2 separate regions of the Homo sapiens genome follow, and region 2 is linked to region 1. Evidence: read pairs that join two places in POLR2A ChIA-PET (ENCODE). Cell type or tissue: Panc1. All regions are shown on one strand. Links, peaks and the distances in the headings refer to the core of each region. The heading gives the core; the rest is flanking DNA.

What was found. ChIA-PET counts read pairs that join two places held together with the same protein. Peaks named below come from ENCODE experiments on the same cell type or tissue, not always from the same donor. Only the 100,000 strongest peaks of a DNase experiment are listed, where the experiment ranks them.
Region 2: POLR2A ChIA-PET joins it to region 1 with 5 read pairs; 1 of 35 experiments calls an interaction of 5 or more read pairs at or near these places.

Annotation. Positions count from the first base shown.
Region 1 is chr2:209,378,682-209,386,628 of GRCh38, reverse strand. No RefSeq gene overlaps it. Among named protein-coding and RNA genes, the nearest start is that of MAP2, 41 kb to the left of the region's middle. In Panc1, for the core only: no CTCF peak of the experiment used is centred there; a DNase peak (open chromatin) is centred at 3,208; H3K27ac peaks cover 915 bases.
Region 2 is chr2:209,785,107-209,793,053 of GRCh38, reverse strand. UNC80 (unc-80 subunit of NALCN channel complex) reads right to left here. Exons shown (of 65, transcript NM_001371986.1): 5 at 6,865-6,988; 6 at 3,449-3,522. Among named protein-coding and RNA genes, the nearest start is that of UNC80, 17 kb to the right of the region's middle. In Panc1, for the core only: no CTCF peak of the experiment used is centred there; no DNase peak of the experiment used is centred there; H3K4me3 peaks cover 957 bases.

The DNA.
Region 1 (7,947 bases), core at 1,258-6,257:
CTCATGCCTGTAATCCCAGCACTTTGGAGGGTGGAGGCAGGCAGATTGCCTGAGGTCAGGAGTTCGAGATCAGCCTGACCAACATAGTGAAACCCCATGTCTACTAAAAATACAAAAATTAGCTGGGCATGGTGGCAGACACCTGTAATCCCAGCTACTTGGGAGGCTGAGACAGGAGAATCGCTTGAACCCAGGAGGCAGAGGCTGCAGTCAGCAAAGACTGGGCCATTGCACTCCAGCCTGGGCAACAAAAGCAAAACTGTCTCAAAAAAAAAAAAGAAAGAAAAAAAATGAATACACTGAAACTCTGGTCTTGTGACTCAGCAACCCAATAGTCTTCTTACTTGACCATATTAAAATCTCACACCCATTCTTGCTGTGCTTCTTATATGTTACACTCGTTAATTATAATTACTTGGCAGTTCATCATTTTCATTTCATCTCTCAACAGTCCCCTCTTCAAACTCTTCACTGCATTTGCTCACAATTACCTTAAAATCTTCTGCTTTCTCACATGCCTGGGTCTTTGCACATCTTACTTCCTTTGCCTTTGGTGCGCTATCAAATTGTACCTTCTCTCTAGTCCTTTTAGTTTGCTCATTCTGCTTCATTCTTCAGGTCTGAGCTTAGATGACTCTTGATCCAGGACACCAGAGTCTGCAGGTTAGGTGTTTCATGGTATCCTTCACTGCATTTACTTTCAGGGTACTTATTGATATTATTTACTAAATTGTAAGTCCCTTGAGAGCAAGCATTTTGCATTGTTTACTCTCTTATTTCTAGTATCCAGATCAGCGTAGCTGTTAGCTGTTGCCTTAACGAGGCTGCAAAACAAAATATCATGAAACAGTGGCTTAAGGCAGCAATCATTTATTCTTGCTTATGCATTTGCAGATTTCCTGGGGTTTGGCTAGTCTGGATTTGGCTGCAAGATGTAGATTGAATTCACCTCTGCTCCACATGTCTCTCCTCTTCCCAGGACCTGTGAACTAGTTGGGTCATGCTTTAATCATAGAGCATGCATAGAGCATGCAGAAGGACAATAGAATATGCAAGCACATTTAAAGCTGCTAATTCACTTACATCATGTTGCTAGTATCCTTTTGAGATAGTCATATGGCCAATCCCAAAGTCGATGAGTAGGAAAGGGCACTCTGCCTTTAGTGAAAGGAACTTCAAAGACACATAGCAAAGAGAGTGGACACAAGGAGGGGTAATAACTTAAGACCAATATATATCACACCCAGTGCATGCCATACACAGGAGAGCTTCTAGATGCCAAATGTTGCTTTGTTGTTGCCTTGTCTTTCCTTTCTTGGGCTCCTTCATCAGTCACAGAGCTCTTTTCTTATGCTGCCTCTTCTCCAAACTTCACCTGCCCTAGGCTTTTACTCATAACCAGAATCTATTTCCCAACCGATTATATCTTTCTGTTCAGCTTTATGCATCATAACGGATGACTTTAGGCCACCAAAATGTCTCAATATCCAGGATAATGGATTGTTAATAGACTTACATAGGTGAGAATGATGATTTGGATAATCCAATAGCCTTACCTAAAACTCCTTAAATTCCTCATTAGTCTTCAGTGATATACTTTATGGATAGTAGGGCTGAGCCTCCAACATCTCCTGACCAGTGTGTCTTACGGCTACTGTTATCACTAATTATAAATGTGTCTTGCTTACTCCTTAATAGTAAAAAACCGAATTATTTTTCATCCTTCTATAAATCCCTTTTAATTTAAATTGATAAAAAGAAACTAGAGGGAAAAGGAATGAGTAATAAATATATTTTTTAAAATGCAATCTATATTTAGTCTCTGTCCCAAATACATTTTATTCAGGTAAAAAAAATCTTTTAAAGTTCTTTAGGAGCCAGTATATATAGTTTTATGACATTAATAAAAACTTATAGTGTATTCTATATGAATAGCGGGTGTTTTTAGAATTAGAAATAAGTTTAATTATGGAATTTTGGTGAGCATTTTAGAGATAAAGATAGTGGAAATAATTGTACCCTATATTCATCTTTATTCAGAGATATTTTTGTTAGCAAAGCTTTTTATATTATTGGAAAAAGTCATAAGTATGTATACTGTTTCCTTAGAAAAACTATATTTTAAATTGTGTAGCTATAAAGTTTTATTTGTGTCTGTTTAATAGTTAATAGAAAAGAAAATCAATAGTGATTTGATTTAAAACATTATCTTGTGAGAAATGTGTGAATGTATTATAAACGTAGGCCTGGTTATTTATTTTTAGTTTTCATTATTAATTATTATGGATACATAATAGTTGTACCTATTTGTGCTGTACATGTGATATTTTGATACAAGCATATAATGTATAATAATCAAATCAGGGTAATGGGATATTTATCACCTCAAGCATTTATTATTTCTTTGTATTACGAACACTCTAATTCTACACTTTCATTTTGATTATTTCATTTGTAGGGTCTGTGGTGATTTTAAAACATGGTCGTAGTTCCTGGTTTTCTTTCCGTCAAGATCAGTTGAGATATTTGCCACTTAAGAAAGGATAACTGTTTTTTTTCTGTTTCATATGTGCTTTTATTTTGATTGTGAACCCTTAAGTCTTTCATGCTATGAGGAAGTATACTCAATCTTGATAAATAGCTTCTTTTAAAGATGAAAGCCAATTCACCTTGTTTTGTGGATTCCAGTTAACTTGTAACCTTAAGGTTCTAATTATGTTTCAATTTATCATATCTAGACCACCATTTCTAGCATATCAGTAGACACTAGTTCACTTGTGAATATCTACATAGAAGGCTATGGCTTCCTTGCTGGTATTTTGCTTTTTTGGTATTGAGAACTTAAAGTTTAGGCTTCTGGCACTTACCTATATGTTTGTTTTGAGTCTACAGAAGCTTAATTAAATTATTCACATTACATCTTTGACTTTCTTCCATCATAATGTTTATTAAAAATGTGATTTGAGTTATAAGCTTCTAGTTCCCAGGTGGTTGAGCTCAGACAATAATGGCAGAACCTTGAAGAAAAGCAAACAATACAACCTTTCCTAAAGGGGAGCTTTTCTACCTCTACAGAATCATTTGCTAAAGAACTCTCCTGACTTCTTCATCTCAAAGCAAAGATGTTAGCTAATCTTAGACAAATTCTCTTACAGCATAGCACTCTCTGACTCAATGGATATGACTCAGCATGCTTGACAGCCAGATCTAACCTTGAAACATCAAATGCAATTTCCTGGAAACTGTTGTCAAATCTGTTTACAAAGCCAAGCAGAAAAGGTTTCATCAGGAACTCATTGTGCACCTGTCTTGAGTATCTATGGAAGCTCTTTTGTCTGTGGGGAGGCTATAGAAATTACAGAGAAGAAGGTGAGATGTAAAATGTTTACCTGTGGCAATGAACTGAAGACAGAGAGAGAGAGAGAATGAGTTTTATTTCCTTTCTCACTCCTTCACTCTCAACACACATGCACATATACAAAATCACAACACACACACACACACACACACAGGGGAAAAAGGGTAGGGAGGGGAGGAAATACAGAAAATTGCCATTTCAATGGAGACCTGATTAGGTGTCATATTAAAGTCTGTGGAGAAGAGATCATAAGAACTAGAAGAACAAGTTTTTCTCTCCATTGCTGAGGTGGAGCAAAGGGTGTGAAAATGAGAGGAGTGTCAGAGAGATTTGGAGAAAGGTGTATGAAAGGTATGCTATACCCCTCCAGTCCATCCTCCTCATTATGGTAGTCAAGTTAGTGGTATTTGACTCATCTTACCATGCAATTGGATGCTCCTATGGGACCTACCCTTGAAGTTTTTGGGTGAGTCTTTAATTAGGGAACACTTCATGTCCCATTTAGGAGTGACAGTCATTTCTAAATTTCTCATATAGGTCAAGGTCATGCCAGAAAATTAATTCAAATCAAATCATGAGCCAGATCAACAGTTTCTCTAGAAATTGCTCAGTAATGGAAGGGTATCCTTTCAACAGTTTGTCAGATGGGTGGTGTTAACTAGTTATCCAGAGATGATCAAGTGGTCCACAAATTGGTACTTTACCCTTCCACGGGGCTTCAACTACAACTGTCAACAGCTGGTCACTCTGAACACCTGGACAGAAAGGAGGCCGAACTGAGAGAATATGCATAGTTCCCCCTTTTCAACTCCCCTCTACCTTCTGCAATCCCTGCCTCTGCCAGCTCACTATATCAGAGTCCTTCATCCCCCTACCAGGAGTTAGGCATTTGTGACTCCTGTGAAATTAAAAGTAAGACCAAGAGGAAGGGAAAGAGTAAATAAATCAGAAAGAAGAAAGATTGAAAAGACGTATTAAATAATAACCTTAGTGTTAGACTGAAAGATATCATCCCCCAAATTTAGGTTTTCAAAAATCAAGCAGAAAAGGAGGCTCCTAATTGAGTTGTGATAGTTCAAAGTTTTGTACGCACATTTGATTGTGATTGATTGGACAATCAGTTACATCTGTTATGTGTGTTACTTCTGGCAGTGAGGCATCAGCTTTCTTTGGTAAGTTTGCTCCCACCTATGAAAAACACTAATGCATCAACATCTTTGGCCTAATTTCCTGGCCAAAAATTTTATTTTTGTTTAACTACATTCAATTTCTTTAAACTTAAGAGGAAAAAGGAAAGTCTTTTGGTTGGTCCTGATTTTATTACATTTATTATACTAGTCAGGGTAAATATATTTTATGCTCTAATAACAAATAAACTAAAATTTCAGTGACTTGCTTAATGCAACAAAAGATTCTCTTACTCAGACAGTGGAATGTAGAGCAGCCTTCTTTCATCTTGTAGCAAGACTTTCTAGAACTTTGTTACTTAACAGAGTAGCCACTAGTCCCGTGTGACTACTGAACACTTGAAATATGTGGAGTCTGAATCCAAATGTGCCATATGTGTAAAATACACATGGGATGTATTAGACATAGTAAGATAAAAAGAATATCAAGTATCTCAATAATTATTTTTATATTGATTGCATGTTGAAAGAATAATATCTTGGATATATTAGATTAAATATTATTGATTATTTAGTCTATTAATTTTAATGAGGCTGTTAGAAAATTTAAAATTACATATGTGGCTTGCATCATATTTCTATTGCACAGCAGCTTTAATCTAGGAACACATGGCTACTAAGAGACGGAGGGGTGCAACACTTCTTATCTTAGCTACATAGGACTGTAAATAACATGTCATTGCCATTCATATTTTACTCTCCAAAACTAGTCATGTTTGGATGGAGTCACAAATCATCCAAACGTAACTTGGATGATTTGTGAGTCCCCAGTGTCTGTGCCACACCATCCTTTTTCTCTGTTTGCAGTTACTCATTACTCTCTTACATCTATCCTTTCCTGTTCTCATTTTTTTTTTGGCTCATATTTCATTCTTTGTGGAGACACGGAGGTTTCCTTCTTCCAGATAATCTTATTGTCAATGTTTGTGACTCTTCCTTCTGTGCCCAGCCTCCTGGAAAAGTAACTCAATTGATCCTTCTCTTCTGCTAGACTCCCATATGGAATCATCATAGAAACCAATGTTCAGTACATCATTTGATATACTATTATTCATCCGATTACAATACCATTTATGGCTTAAGAGGTACATGCTGAACTGTGATATTTAACTTTTCACATTTAATCCATTTAAGATCATGACACAACTGCCCAGAACATCCGGCTTTAACATTTCACGTACGATTATTAGGTTAAAAAGAGATGAATACCAGTAGAAACTGCTGCAGAATTAAAAGAATTGAAAGGATTGGTAGAACCAAGGGGTGAAGGCAATAATTCTACTAGTATCATGCTACCGATATATATTCTAGAAATTGAAGAGTTTAGAGTAAGACATTAGTAGCAGAAGAAACTAAATTTCATATCATGAGCTTTATTTGTATTCACTCTACTTCCACTTTTTAATACCTCAAAGTTGTAAATCTTGTATGTCTCATTTAACAAGAAGGCCTCTGTTTTTTGTGGGTTTTTTTAAAATAAGGAACTTGAAACTAAGAAGTGATTCAGAAAAGGAAGCAAGAAAGCCATTGGGTACCACAGGAGGTCAGATTGTAGGTTGAATTGGCCTATTAAAAATGCTAGGAGCTATGGTACCTGCTCTAATACAGCTTCTAGGTTTTCTTTTTCAACTTCCTGCCTCACTGTTCTACTGCATAAGCTCCTATTACAGAGCCACAGGCCTTATTGACTCATTACTGGGGTCAGTCAGGTGTGGAATGGGTTAGGAATTGCTATAATATCTCATTACCTTGCTGTTCTGCTTCATTATCTGACCAGCCTCGGGCAGGGTGCTGGGTATAACGCCATTCTGCAGTGCAGGAAGAGACAGCTTAATTTTAACAATCTTAACAACCCATAAAGAGAATATTCTAGAAATTAAGGCACATAAACAAACAAGGATATCTCATCTGCTACACACTTACTTCCAAAGCTAAAATGCGGTTACAGTTTTCAAGTTAAATTGCCAAGAGTGTGGGAAGGGGATTCACTGTCACAGTGAGCATTTTGAAGTATAGTTGTTGGTTGAGATCAACCTGCAGATTTCTTTCACCTGTAGGCTCAGGAGAAGTTTTTTCTTGGTCGAAGTTGGCAGGGACCTAGCACCAGGGGACTGAACCATGCCACATTGCTGGGTCCATTGTCCTCTTATTCGCAATTCAATTTCTGGCATCTAGTTTAGTATTCCCTCATGGTAATTATACTCCCAACTCTATCTGCTGTCAATGCAGTCTCAAAATGCATTGGAAGCCCAGGGCACTAAAATCTAAGGGAAAGTTGCTTGCAATCCCATTTGGAATAGGGGGATATCAACTGATGTTATATCATGAGCTTTATTTTTATCCACTTTTACTTTCTTCTATGTCAATTGAAATTAGGTTTTTTACATTAAAAATAATATGACTACTATGACAAAAACTAACAGCTGATTTTATACATATTGGAGTTTATGGTAATTAAACTTTTAGATTTATTTTAGCACTATTTCACTTGTAATTTATTAACTGTTTAGGAGCTTATTTGTTTCATGACTGTCTCCTCCCAGACATGGTACAGTCTTTGAGGGTAAAGACCTAGTCTCTCTTAACATCGTAGATTCTTCCTAGATGATGGTTGTAAGAATGGACAATCCTCCATGGTGATTTGATATCAGTGCACATTTTAGCTTCTTTCCTCATCTTTCTGCTACTGCTGTTAGGTGCAATTTGAATCTACTATTACTATTTTTACTTTTCTATAAGTGGGGCATTAATGTGCCTGGGTGCATTGTTGTGACCAGGGGTGGATTCCATCAGGAAGTGGCACACTCATGTCCCAGAGGCCTCTTTGGACACTTAAATAATTATGACATCAGAGGGAGCCATTGGGTAGATCACTAGACTGGAAGCCAAAGGCCTCTTATGTTGCTACACTATCTTACAATGTCATATAAGTTCTCTGAACCTCTGTTTCTCGTTGAAAGGAAAAGAGATGAAATGCCTTTTGTACTTGTGTTCTTTTTGAAGCTAGAATGTGAAAACAACCATGGTTATACTTTGCATATAAATACAAATTCAGTTCATGCTGAATCTGATATCCATAAAAATAAATGGTTGTCAGATACAGTTCAGATATATCAGATAACAAGTGTTGTTCTTCAGGCCTGACCCCTACTGCAAGTTTTTGAGTCTTCCAACTGGGCCACCTATTCCTTTGCTCACTCATACACATCTCAAGCGCACTTTCGTATTTCTGAACTTAGACTATGGTAGCAACTTGTAACATTGAAAACACTCACATCATCTTGCAGAAGTCTTATGAGAAAGTGTAAAATGTGAAGTAATCTGCAATATGTGGGTGCCTAGGAATTCTGCAATCTTTGGATGGAAAAGGCTTTGGAATTCCCAGACTTTCCACTCAAACCA
Region 2 (7,947 bases), core at 1,325-6,324, 410 kb before region 1:
AGCCCTTACGATTTTAATTTTTACACACAAAATAAGGCATTATTCAATCATGATGGACAGAGAGATAAATACAGCTAGAAATTTCATGAATTAAGTCTTCTGAAGTTGACCATAAAATTCTTTAGCATAATGTTAGGTGATTTAGAGATTTAAAAAATTAGATGAATCTGACCCTTAAACTCATGAGCTTACAGTTATGTCTCAAGACAGGTAAGTATAGGTCAGAGAAGCGTGTCCAATAGAAAGATAATGCAAGCCACAAACAGCCACATATCTGATTTTAAATTTTGTAGAGGCCACATTAAAAATAGTGAAAAGGAACAGGTGAAATTGTTTTTAATAATATATTCTTTTTAACCCCTAATTATCATTTCAACATAGAATCAATATAAAAAGTATTAAGATGGAACCGGGCGCGGTGGCTCATGCCTGTAATCCTAGCACTTTGGGAGGCAGAGGTGGGCGGATCACGAGGTCAGGAGATCGAGACCATCCGGGCTAACATGGTAAAACCCCATCTCTACTAAAAATACAAAAAATTAGCTGGGCGCGGTGGTGGGCGCCTGTAGTCCCAGCTACTCGGGAGGCTGAGGCAGAAGAATGGCATGAACCCGGGAGGCGGAGCTTTCAGTGAGCCAAGATCGCGCCACTGCACTCCAGCCTGGGCAACAGAGTGAGACTCCGTCTCAAAAACAAAGCAAAACAAAACAAAACAAAAAAGTATTAAGATGTTTACTTTTTTCTTCTTTCTTTTAAGACAGGGTCTCGCTTACCCAGTCTGGAGTGCAGTGGTGTGATCTTGAATCATTGCAACCTCCATGTCCCAGGTTCAGGTGATCCTCTCCACTTAGCCTCCCAAATAGCTGGGACTAAAGGCATGTGCCACTATGTCCCGCTCATTTTTCTATTTTTAGTAGAAGCAGAGTTTTGCCATATTGCCCAGGCTGGTCTCAAACTCCTGGGCTCAAGTGATCTGCCTGCCTAAGCCTCCTAAAGTGCTGGAATTACAGGTATGAGCCACCATGCCAAGTCTACATTCTATTTTATACTATATTTTCAAAATCTGATGTACATTTTACAGTGTCAATTCAGACTAGCTGTATTTCAAGTGTTCAATAGCCACATGGGCCTAGAGGCTATCATATTGGACAGTGCAGGCTTAGACTAATAAGACAAGAGTTTAGGGGGAATTGGGAATTGAGATCTTTTTTTTTTTTTTTTTTTTTTTTTTTTTGAGACGGAGTCTCACTCTGTCGCCCAGGCTGGAGTGCAGTGGCACGATCTCAGCTCACTGCAAGCTCCACCTCCCAGGTTCACGCCATTCTCCTGCCTCAGCCTCCTGAGTAGCTGGGACACAGGTGTCCACCACCACACCCAGCTAATTTTTTTGTATTCTTAGTAGAGACAGGGTTTCACCGTGTTAGCCAGGATGGTCTTGATCTCCTGACCTTGTGATCTGCCCGCCTCAGCCTGAATTGAGATCTTAATTGGTCCTTAAAAGGATAAAATTTAGACGAAGGAAAGAGAAGATTCCAGTTAGAGGAAACAATTTGAGCAAGGATTTGGAGGCTAAAATGAGCAGGCACTATAAGTTAGAGATAATAGATAACTGACTGAAGGGATAATCAGAGACAGGGTCACTTAACAAAGGTGGTGCCAAGTGGTGGGAGGCACAAAAAAAACAGGGAGAGGAATTTGGTCTTGCAGCGACAGTCAATAGGATCCACTATAGGTTCCTAAGGAGAAAGCGACATGACAAAAGATGGCATTTGCATAAAATGCCTTATGTGGAATGGTGAGTTAATAAATAAATGATGTATTAGGAAAATTAGTCAGGAATTATTAGTGGTATTTATGCAAAGAAGAAAAGTCTAGAAGTATAAAACTCAATTAGGTAGGTTCAGCTGCAATTTAGTCATGAGGGCCTGGATTTAGAGGATAGTAGTGGTCATAAACAATAAAGAAAACATCTGAGCAACATAACGAAAAGAAGACAATATGACTTAGCAGGAAATCAAATCGAGAGGATTAAGTATAACATAATATGAGATGTATGTATTTCATTGTATCTAAGATGTCATCATTTAGAAGACATACCATTATTTTACGTAACATTAAGAAAAAAATACCCTGTTAATTAAACTAGGACATGTTACTTGTATCATTGAGGATTTTTTATTTTATACTAGTTGAAAGAGCTATTTTACATTTATTTAGGCACAGCTTTTTAATTATATTTCCATCCTGTGTCTATGTAAGAGGAAAGTATAAGTGAAATAAATTGGTGTAGGTATTCCTAAAACTCCTTCACATTTAAAATTTTCAACCCAGAATTGTTAATACTTGAGTTTTTCCAAAGAATAACCTCCTCTGTATCAAGAGTGTTATCTCTTAAAATACTGCTCCACTATTCCCTCTGACATATGCTTATAATCCACTGACCCTGATGATGCAAATTTAGATGCTGGAAATGACCAAATTCATGCTGCACAAGAATTACAACCATATCAAGACAGCTACCAGTAGGGAGATCATAAGGGGCCAAAGATTGTCAAGCATACTCAATTTCAAAGATGTTAAATGTGAAAAATATATACATCTTACAGCATACAAATCACAGCGTCTGTACTTAGTAATTGCTCACTAAATGGTAGATGTAATAGGACTCCAAAATTTCCAGGTTGGAGGGTAAAAAGGGTGATAATCTTCCTGAGTAATAACAGTTGGAAAGAGGATCCAATTTTGACGGAAGGCAGCAAGTTTCACTTTGCACGTGTTGAATTGAAAGTGAAAGCAGGTCATTTAATGCCATAAGTTAATGGTAGTATCGATTTCTATGTAGCTTTCAATTACTCCGGACTTCATTCCTTTCTTTTCTTGATCAAACATGACAAATTTGCACTGAATTACATTCTGCATCTTATATCATATTTTGCATCTTCCGTTTTATGTGGGTTAGTCTTGACCCCTCATTAAACTTTAGATTCCTTAAGGGGTAGGACTATCTTATAACTCCTTCCAACTCCCTCTTTCTGACCTCCGGCAGCATTATTCTACCTACATTAGAGTTACTTAACAAGCATTAGGGGATGCAATAATTGAGAACAAGGTGATATGTTATTTAATCTGGGATGTAATGATAACTAACACTTATTGAGTGTTACATGTTAGCCATTGAGATAAAGCACAACTCATTACACACTAACCACCGAGATAAAATACTAGTCGTATATGGTCTTATTTCCACACCTGCACGCTTTGGGGAGATACAGAAAATTAATTTTCATACGACTGATAAAAAACCTGAAGCTGTTAAAAGTTGCACATTCAGAAAGGAGGAGTGGCTTTGAGCCTGGTAGTGATTCTAGAACTCATGTCTTTCCCTTCACACTACACTATGTCCAAGGACTTTCTGCCTCCCTTCTTCTTATGATTATAATAAACTAACCTCTAAGTGTCTTGCATCTTGATTTGGTGATTCACAGGTCCGGCTTTGACTGTTGATAGGAGAACTTCTCTTAGCTGAAAAGACGGAAGAAGTTCCATCGTTTTGTAAGGTTTTAAGTTCTTTTTATTTCATAAGTTCATTTCATTTTCAAATAGAAAAGCTATTTTAATAGAACATTATTACTTTAAAAGAAGACATTAACGCATATTGTAAGAGATATTCAAATAACCAATTCAAAAATCTTAGCATTTTTTTGGTTATTGATGTAGATATTCATCTCTTCAGTCTGACTCAGTAAGTTAAGGTGCTAAAAAGTTGGCAATACTGAAAATAACAATAATAGTTAACACCTACTCAGCACCTAATATATGCAAAGTTCCTAAGCATTTTACATATACAGTCATGCATCACTTAAGGACAAAGATACGTTCTGAGAAATGTGTTGTTAGGCAAATTCATCATTGTGCAAACATCATAGAGTTTACTTACACAAACCTAGATGGTATGGCCACCTACACATCTAGGCTATATGACATAGCCTAGTGCTTCTAGGCTACAAACCTGTACAGTATGTTACTGTATTGAATCCTGTAGGCATTTATAACACAATGGTATTTGTGTATCTAAACATAGAAAATATCAGTAAAAATACAGTATAAAAGATAACAAATTATACACCTATATAGAGCACTTACCATGAATGGAGCTTGCAGGAATGGGTGTTGCTCTGGGTGAGTCAGTGAGTGAGTAGTGAGTGAATATGAAGGCAATGCTAAATTTATCTTTAAAAAGCTTTTATTCTTTAATAATAAATTAACTTTAGCTTACTATAACTTTACTTTATAAACTTTTTAGTTTTTTAAACTTTTTGACTCTTTTGTAATAGGCTTAGCTTAAAACAAATACATAATACAGCTGCACAAAAATATGTGATTTCTTTATAACTTTATTCTATAAGCTTTTTAATATAGTCATATATTTATAAATTTATATATTTATTTTACTTTTATTTGTATATTTTTTATATTTTATACTTTTAATATATTTTATAGTATATATTATTATATATACTAGTATGTAGTATGTATAGTATGTATTAAAAAGTATAAAAGTATATTTTATGCTTTTTATATACTTATAAACGTATGTACTTATTTTATACTTTTTTTTAAAACTTTTTTTTTTTTTGAGATGGAGTTTTGCTCTTGTTGCCCAGGCTGGAGTGCAATGGTGCGATCTCTGCTCACCGCAACCTCCACCTCCCAGGTTCAAGCGATTCTCTTGCCTCAGCCTTCCCAAGTAGCTGGGATTATAGGCATGCGCTACCAAGCCCAGCTAATTTTGTATTTTTAATAGAGATGGGGTTTCTCCGTGTGGGTCAGGCTGGTCTCTAACTCCTGACCTCAGGTGATCCGCCCACCTCGGCCTCCCAAAATGCTGGGATTACAGGCGTGAGCCACCGCGCCCGGCCAACTTTTTTGTTTTAAAACAAGTGCAGCTACTGCTTACTCATTATGTGCCAGGCATTCCTATTTTTGGTTAAAAACAAGACACAAACACACACATTAGCCTAGGCCTACCCGGCATCAAGATCATCTGTATCACTGTCTTCCACCTTCATGTCTTGTCCCAAAGGAAGGTCTTCAGGGGCAATAACACACATGGAATTGTCATCTTTTATGATAACAATGCCTTCTTCTGGAACATCTCCTAAAATACCTGCCTAAGATTGTTTTACAGTTAACTTTTTAAAAATAATAAAAATAGGTAGTAGGAGTAGAAGAAATATATTCTAAAATAACAATGAAAAGTATGGTATAGTAAATACATAAACCAGTTATATACTTGTTGGTTATTATTATAAAGTATTATGTGCGTATATAATTGTATGGGCTATACTTTTATAAAACAGGCAGCGCGGTAGGTTTGTTTAAACCAGCATCACCACAAACACATGAGTAATGCCTTGCACTATGTTACCATGGCTACGAGACCACTAGGTGACAGGAGTTTTTCAGCTCCATTATGATCTTATGGGACTACTGTTGTAAACACAGTCATTGACCAAAATGCTGTTATGTGGCGCAAAACTATAACTCATTTAACCCTTAAAATAACTCAATAATACTACCATATTATTATGCCAATTTTACAGGGTAAGAAACTAAGACACAGTGAGTTAAACTTGCCCAAGGTCACTTGACCCTTGCATGAAGGTTATAGCCCAGACTAACTTTAGAGTCTGTGCTTTAACTATTACATAAAGCTATCCTGGAGGTAAAATTCAAATCAGTTACATCTTTATCTGAGGACCAGGAACAGTGGGAAACTAAGATGGCAATGTCTCATTCAAATTGTGAGTAAACTGGTGCCGAGAAGGAAGGTGATTTATCAAGATCACCATGTGCCATTGCTTTTTCTTCTGGCCATGCTGTCTAAGCTGAGTCTGGTTTCTTAGTAGTTTTTATATATGTGTTAAATTATAGCTTATATGTTAATAAAAAAGATTGTCCATTGTCTGCACAAAACCCTTATGAATTAAGCAAATTATATATATGTGTGTGGTGTATTTTAAAAATATATAGGTATATATATATATATATATATATATATATATATATATATGCTTCTGTAGATTTTCCACATAATTTATTTCTTTTTAAATTTTATTATTAATACTAAAAATAGAGTTGGGAATAGAAGACTAGAATTTATTAAGCACTTACTATAAAGCAGGCACTTAATGCACTCTCATTTACTTCTTACTAAAAAGCCCTATAAGGTGGCATTATCACCTCAATTTTACATAAATGGAAATGCTTAGGAAAGTTAGGTTATATACATAGTAAGAGATAGATTTGGAGACTTGGAGGTAGACAGTGTGAGCCTGCTATGCACTTTTCAATCTATGATGTTGTGTTCTTTCTACAGTTGAACAGTGGGACTATTTCATTAGATAATTCCTGAAGAGAAATGCTTTGATAACAATACAACACTAAGATGATTTTGTTAAGGAGCCCCTGCTCCATTTACCATGATGATGATGATAACATAATAATAATAATAATCGCAGCTGCCACTTACTATGTGCCAGACATTCTTCTAAGCAGTTTTACATATATTAGCTCCATTCCTCATAACAATCTTGTAAGTAGTATTAATATGATATTTAAATTCCCAGTTTACAGATGAGGAAGCTGAGGCACAGGAAGTCTAAATGAATTGCCCAAAGTCCATGCTCTTGATTCAGAGTAGTTTCTCCTCATGTGAGTAAGCCCTATATCAGGACACTTAAATAACTACATGTAGATATTTGCTTCTTTTTGACTTCTTAGGGGCAAATTATCCCATCACTCTAACTACTGTGTGTGAGGGAATCTGCTAATACTGTCCTACTGAGTGTCCAAGTTACAAACCTGTAATGATGTTCCTGATGGGCTTCACCAGTGCGGTAAAGCCAGAGACTCCGGGCTGTCTGTGTTCCCACATGGGCTGCCATATAACAAGCCCACTGGCCAGACGGAAGGTGAGGTCAGATTCCTAGGGGGGAGGAGAAGATATATGTCCAATAACTGACATGTAACAGCTGCTTAAAGGGACCAATCAATGCAAGGATTAACATCACTCACAAGGTTATTTTCAGAGTGAATTTATCTGCCAAACCTTCTCTCATTAGTCAGATGAATGTTTCTAGAGTAAACCAATGACCCAAAGTTATCACTGCAATTACTATGAAAATCCCAGCTGTCTGCTTTATCCAAAATTAATGACCAATCAAAACATAGCTTTGGGCAAAGCATGGGATACACAAACTATTGTTTTGTGTTTGCAGTGATTGAAACTTGTTTATTTCAGGAGCCTTGGCAGATCTCTTCACTTTGGTTATTATTATCATTCCTCTTAATTTTTTAGTTGTCCTTATTCTCCCTCATAAGGCAAAATACTCAGATACTGGCTATTTTGACATTCTATTGTCCAGTCCATCTTTTTTCTTACATTTTATGGAATCAGGCACATATAATTTGACCCTTCATAGTGTATTATTTTGTAATGTTGTCTTCTTAACAACCTTTAATTTCTTGAGGGCAAGGATAAATCAAGCATCCTCCTTCCCTCTCAGCCCCGAGCATCATCACAATGTTTAACATAGCATTAGGAACTGGGTACACAACAGATACTCAATAAATACTTGCTGAATAGGGCTGACTTTACAACCCATGCTCACTCAGTTTATCTATGATTTAAAGTATCTTTCAAGAGCATATCCTCTGCTATCATATTGTATAAGTACAAATACATGACATTCTGAGATTATATCTTAAACACTTCAGTCTCTCAAAACAATGTAAAGATAGAAGCAGAGAATGTGATCACAGATTAACGAATACATCTGAGACCCAGGAACTCACTTAGAGCAGTGATTTGCAACCCCAGCTTGCATATTATAATCACCAGGGGAGCTTTTAAATCTAAGAGGCCCAGGTATCACTTACCTCTCC